Regions from separate parts of the Homo sapiens genome. Here region 1 is linked to region 2. The links are chromatin loops, found by intact Hi-C in ENCODE. Cell type or tissue: gastrocnemius medialis. All regions are shown on one strand. Each heading gives the region's core, and the rest is flanking DNA. Links, peaks and the distances in the headings are about the cores only.

The links. Hi-C counts contacts between places; a loop is a spot of excess contacts. Peaks named below come from ENCODE experiments on the same cell type or tissue, not always from the same donor. Only the 100,000 strongest peaks of a DNase experiment are listed, where the experiment ranks them.
Region 1: a loop joins it to region 2, with 5 times the contacts of the local background. A loop is called at or near these places in 2 of 110 quality-filtered maps.

Annotation. Positions count from the first base shown.
Region 1 is chr11:74,089,643-74,092,553 of GRCh38, reverse strand. It overlaps C2CD3 (C2 domain containing 3 centriole elongation regulator), which reads left to right. Exons shown (of 33, transcript NM_001286577.2): 19 at 1-138; 20 at 1,618-1,741. Among named protein-coding and RNA genes, the nearest start is that of C2CD3, 80 kb to the left of the region's middle. In gastrocnemius medialis, for the core only: a CTCF peak has its summit at 1,651; no DNase peak of the experiment used is centred there.
Region 2 is chr11:74,006,913-74,009,823 of GRCh38, reverse strand. It overlaps UCP3 (uncoupling protein 3), which reads left to right and starts at 739. Exons shown (of 7, transcript NM_003356.4): 1 at 739-846; 2 at 2,687-2,907. The coding sequence starts at 2,782. RefSeq lists an enhancer at 491-1,130 and a silencer at 1,264-1,444. In gastrocnemius medialis, for the core only: no CTCF peak of the experiment used is centred there; DNase peaks (open chromatin) are centred at 683 and 1,623; H3K4me3 peaks cover 1,968 bases; H3K27ac peaks cover 2,500 bases.

The DNA of each region.
Region 1 (2,911 bases), core at 191-2,690, 83 kb before region 2:
CCAAAGGAACCTTGCCATTATCAAGGATCTGTGCTATGGTAACCACCCAGCATCGTGAGGATGTGGGAATACAGACCTTTAATCTCCCTTTAACCCCCAGGATTGAGAACAGGAAAGAATTGAGGAACCAGTCATCAGGTAATTGAAAACAAGTTTGTCTTTTTCTTTCAAAATCAGTATACATAAAAATATATAAAATAGCCGGGTGCGGTGGTTCACACCTCTAATCCCAGCACTTTGGGAAGCCAAGGCGGGTGGATCACCTGAGGTCAGGAGTTCGAGACCAGCCTGACCAACATGGAGAAACCCCGTCTCTACCAAAAATACAAAAAAATTAGCCAGGCATGGTGGCCCATGCTTGTAATCCCAGCTACTTGGGAGGCTGAGGCAGAAGAATTGCTTGAACCCAGGAGGCAGAGGTTGCAGTGAGCCAAGATCAAGCCATTGTACTCCAGCCTGGGCAACAAAAGCGAAACTCGTCTCAAAAAAAAAATATATATATATATACACACACACACACATATATATATATAAAATATACAGTATACATAAACATCCCTTTTCTCTCTAAATTAGTGATTCTCCACATTTTGAGGGATTTGCCCTTTTGAGGATCTGATGAAAACTGTAAGACACCTTGTCTTGGAAAAAATGAGTATAGAATATACACTGCCAATTTTGTATACAATTCTAGAAAACTCATAGCTCCATGGAGTCTATGTAAATGTTGCTTGTCTCATTTCACCTTTAACTTCAGCAAGCATTTTATAAGCCCTCATGCCATAAATTCTAAGCATTATATGGTACACTCAGAGAATTGTTATTCCAAGCCAACATGAGCAGATAGGGGATTGGTAGAAGATAGCATGAACCAGGAATTCACTGTAAGGGAGGAGAAGGCTAGGGTTTAAAGTTAGGAGAGGATTAATTCGAATTTGGAGATTTGAATGATATTACATCCTAATGCTTCCAGCAGGATGGTGTACCCTCTAAATTTATCATCAGATAACGAAGTTTAGCCTCCTATATCAAGTTGCTGTACATGCTTGCTAAAGAGTATCTGCCAAAACAATAGGTTTTATGTCACCATAATTAAGATTGAGTTGTTTCTCCTGACCCTCCCTGATCAGCTTATTCTGTTATTCCATAAAGCTGTCCCTGAAATGTGACAGTAGGATGATAGAGGTTTTATAAAAAGGTAGCATGAGAAGGATATTTCAGGTGGTGATGGTAGGAGGGTGATAGAAGTATGTGAGGTGTGGAAACCGTTTGAAAGTTTAAAAAGAAAATGGCTAGAGCCCATCTCAATTCTATAAACATAATTGGGGGTAAAAAGAAATCTGGAGTTAAGTTCTGCCTTCAGTAGTTGTGTAATCTTGGCAAGGAATTAAATCTCTGAACCATAATTTCTTGAATGTAAAGTAAATTAGTAACCTGTTAAACCTTTATTAACCTTAAAGAATAACAATGTGATTATGACAAGGACAGATTCTCTCATTGCCCTTATTGTTCGTTGTAGTGTTAATCCTCTTCCATCCTTCCTGACCAAAACTTTGTGGTTTGGTGGAACAGAGATTCTTCTGACCAACCTTCTTTCCTTGTGTCCTCATTCTTCAGGTTTACTGGATGTGGGCCTAAGGTACAGGCGTAGTCCAAGAACAGCAGAGGGAGTTCTTGCTGCCCGAACTGTTTCCATCTCAGTCCAGATTATCAGAGCCTGTGGTCTGCAAGCAGCAGCCAAGTAAGTCCACCTGAGACAAGCAATTCTCAAGCCTTTTACACTGCAATCATTGTAAAATAATGCTCAGATATGCAAAACTTTCTTAGGTATAATTTCCAGTTCACTAACCACAACTCCTCTTTTTCTGTTAATAAAGCATTTCAGAATATGAGTAAATCACTTGCAAACGTTGCTATTTTAACTGTTAGCAACTTACCTCCTTGACCTTGCCCAACAATTTTATCCTGTGCCTTTCTTAACAACTTAGTCTTATGGCCATACCCTACACCATCAAACCATGCCATACCCAATCACTGCAACTCCTGTGTAATCTCACTTCATTCCTTTCAGTCTCTGAGTACTACCTCCTATTTTTCCAGCTTGCACCCCTTTAGTCTGTTCTCAACATAGTAGCCAGTGAACCTATGAACACTTAAGTCTAGCTTTGTCGCCCAGGCTAGAGTGCAGTGGCGGGATCCTCATTACTGTGTTGGTCAGGCTGATCTCGAACTCCTGACCTCAAGTGATCCACCCGCCTCAGCCTCCCAAAGTGCTGGGATTACAGGCGTGAGCCAGTGCACCTGGCCTATGTTTGATCTTATTCAGAGTAAAAACCAGAGCCCTTAAAATGGCTATGAGACCCCATATGATCTAAACCACGTGCCCCACCCCCCATCTATCTTTGTGATCTCATCTCCTGCTAGTCTGCCCTCTGCTTACTCCACTCCAGCCACAACCCCCATGTTGCTTCTGAACACACCAAGCATATTTTCCTCTCAAGGCCTTTGTCTTGCTGTTTTCTCTGCCTGGAACACTATTTCTCTAGAAAAACAGCACAGCCCTTTCCCTTACCTCCTTCAGGTCTTCACTCATACTTCTCTCTGCCTTGAATATTCTTCTTCCTTTTGTCTACTTAACAAACTCCTATTTTCCTTCAAGACTTTGCAACATCTTTACAGTCTCTCTTTATTTCTTTGTACGTGTAGGCAGAGTTGGTGGTTTTTCCTTTGTTAACACCTTGGTTGTAGCACATATTCTGTTTCAATTATTGGCATACATGCATTTTTCTCCCACTAGGCTGTGAGTTCCTCTAGTCAGAGATACTGCCTGAGCTCCTCTCCATCCTTCTAACCTCCTAGCATAGTTCTAGCATATAACAGGCACCCAGTAAGAAAGAGAACTAGATCAGGC
Region 2 (2,911 bases), core at 196-2,695:
GGAGTTTTTCCAGGGTGAGAGGGTGATGAAAATGTTCTAAAATAGATTGTGTTGATGGTTGTGCCACTCAGAATATACTAAAAACCATTTGAATTGTGCACTTGAAACAGATGAATTGTACGGTATGTGAATTCTATATCAATAAATCTGTAATTTAAAAAAAAAAAATTAGGTCGGGTGCAGTGGCTCACACCTATAATCCCAGCACTTTGCCAGACTGAGGCAGGAGGATCACTTAAGCCCAGGAGTTCAAGACCAGCCTGGGGAACACAGCAAGACCTCGTCTCTACTAAAAAATTTTAAATTACAAAAAAAAAAAGTAAAAAAAATAGAATCCTAATAGTACCTATCTCATAGGATTGTGGAAAATAGTAGTAATGTATGTAAAATATTTAGCACATAGTAGGCACAAAGAAATGACATTATTATTAAGAGACCTGGGAGAGCTGTGCCCAGCCTATCGTGGGAGGCCTTGACCTTTGGACTCAAAAGTGGCAGCAGGTCCACCCCCCCATACACCCTTGTCACCAAGGAAGCGTCCACAGCTTAAAGGAGCTATATTAAAGCACCCCAAGTCAAGAGGACTGAACCAGATCTGGAACTCACTCACCTCCCCTCTCACCTCACTGCCCTCACCAGCCAGCCTCTTGTCAAGTGATCAGGCTGTCAACCAACTTCTCTAGGATAAGGTTTCAGGTCAGCCCGTGTGTATAAGACCAGTGCCAAGCCAGAAGCAGCAGAGACAACAGTGAATGACAAGGAGGGGCCATCCAATCCCTGCTGCCACCTCCTGGGATGGAGCCCTAGGGAGCCCCTGTGCTGCCCCTGCCGTGGCAGGACTCACAGGTAAGACCCCTTTCTCCTCCCTCATCCCTTCCCCTCTCCCTCTCCCTTCTCCTTGTTCTCCCTTTCATTGGAGGCTTTCAGAGAGCAGCCCCGAGCAGTCAGGGCTCACTAGCTGCAGCTTGTCAGACCTGATAGAGATTCAGTCCAGCCGCCACCTTATGAAAAGGGAGCTGTGGCCTTGATGAGGGTACTGTGGCAGGGCTGGGGCTTGAACCCAACACCCGTGTCACTCACTCAAGACTCACACCCCCTTTGCCTTGCTGGCTGCCTCTGGTGGGATTTTGCAAATCCCCATAGACAGGAAGTGGCTTTCTTCTTTGCCTGCCCCAGAATCTCTGCGATTCCTCCAGAGCATAAATCCCTCTCTTTCCATGAGGACCCTGGGGCCCTCTTCCTGAGTAGGGATGACAGGGGCACTTCTGACCTGAGGCGTGGTCCAGGTCATTTGCTGGGAGCTTTACAGAGCCCATGGTCTCTGCCCAGACGGCTTCTTCAGTGGGCTGCTGTGAAGGCTTTGCCGGGAGGGTGGGTTGGAGTTGGGGAGGCAACTGGTGTTGGGTAGGATGTCTCAAAATGGGGTCCTCTTCCCCTGCTTCAGAGCTACCACAGGGAGTTTTCCTAATGCAGATTCCTAGGCCCCACCCCAGACCTAAATCAGGATCTCTGGGGCTGAGAGCTGAGAATCTGCTCTGTAAACAAGCAGCTCAAGGGATCCTTGGCTCTCCCTGAAGTCTGAGACTCTCTGGGCAGTGAAACAGGCGCAGCTTCAGATGTCAGACAAACGTGGGCACCAATCTCAGCTCCAGCACTTCAGCTGTATGACTAGCAAAAGCCCTGGAAGCCTCAGGTCCCTGGTTTACGAAATGAGAATAATAATAGCAACTACTTGTAGCCTTATGAAGGGATCAAATCAGTCAGTGTCTGTAAAGCCCTCAGCACGGTATCTGGTGCAAGAAGCAACCAGCAAACATTAATGGACCATGCTGACTAGAACATCCCATCCCTCAGGAGCCCCAGCAGAGCTACAGTAATGAGGGTTCCACTTTTGACTTCTTCCTCCACTGGCCAGTGGCAAAAGGCTGCCGGCTGCTAGGGGTCTAGGAGAGTCTGGAGTGAATTGGGAAGAAGATTGGGGAGTGCTGGCCTCAAGGCACCTCCTACCTGTGCCCACCACTGTGGCTTTCCCTCCTCCCGCAGCTTGACTACTGAAAGTTCTAGAGCCCCAAGGTGGGCTTTTGACCTGAGTCTGTGTCCATCCATTCCATTTTCCATGAGTGGCTAAGAACTGCCCCTCTTGTCAAGTGATCACGCTGAGGCCAAGAGTTCAAGACCAGAATAGGCAACATAGAGAGACCCCCATCTCTACAAAAAATAAAAAATTAGCTGGGTATGGTGATGCACACCTGTAGTCCCAGCTACTCGGGAGGCTGAAGGTGGGAGGGTCACTTGAGTCCAAGAGGTCAAGGCTGCAGTGAGCCTGGATTGCACCACTGCACTCCAGCCCAGGTAACAGAGTGAGACCCTGTCTCAAAAAAAAAAAGGAGGCAGTTTGATATTGGGGAGAACAGATGCCTGAGCCTCGGTTTCCTCATGTATACAGTGCAGGTACCACTATCAGCTCTGCCTACCCCTGGTAAGGAGGGGAGGGAGAGGGTCAGGAGGAGGATTGCAAAATTCAAGGGATAGGAACGTGACCTGTTTTTATAGGCCAAATTCATGCAGCTTAAGTATGGCACCACCCAGGCTTCTCCCTTTCTAAAGCCCCTCCTGGGTAAGGAAGAGTTCCTGGGAGCCAGGCCAGACATCACTCCATCAGCCTTCTCTGGCCTGTCTCCTGCAGCCCCACCGCTGCACTGAAGCCCAGGGCTGTGGAGCAGCCTCTCTCCTTGGACCTCCTCTCGGCCCTAAAGGGACTGGGCAGAGCCTTCCAGGACTATGGTTGGACTGAAGCCTTCAGACGTGCCTCCCACCATGGCTGTGAAGTTCCTGGGGGCAGGCACAGCAGCCTGTTTTGCTGACCTCGTTACCTTTCCACTGGACACAGCCAAGGTCCGCCTGCAGGTAG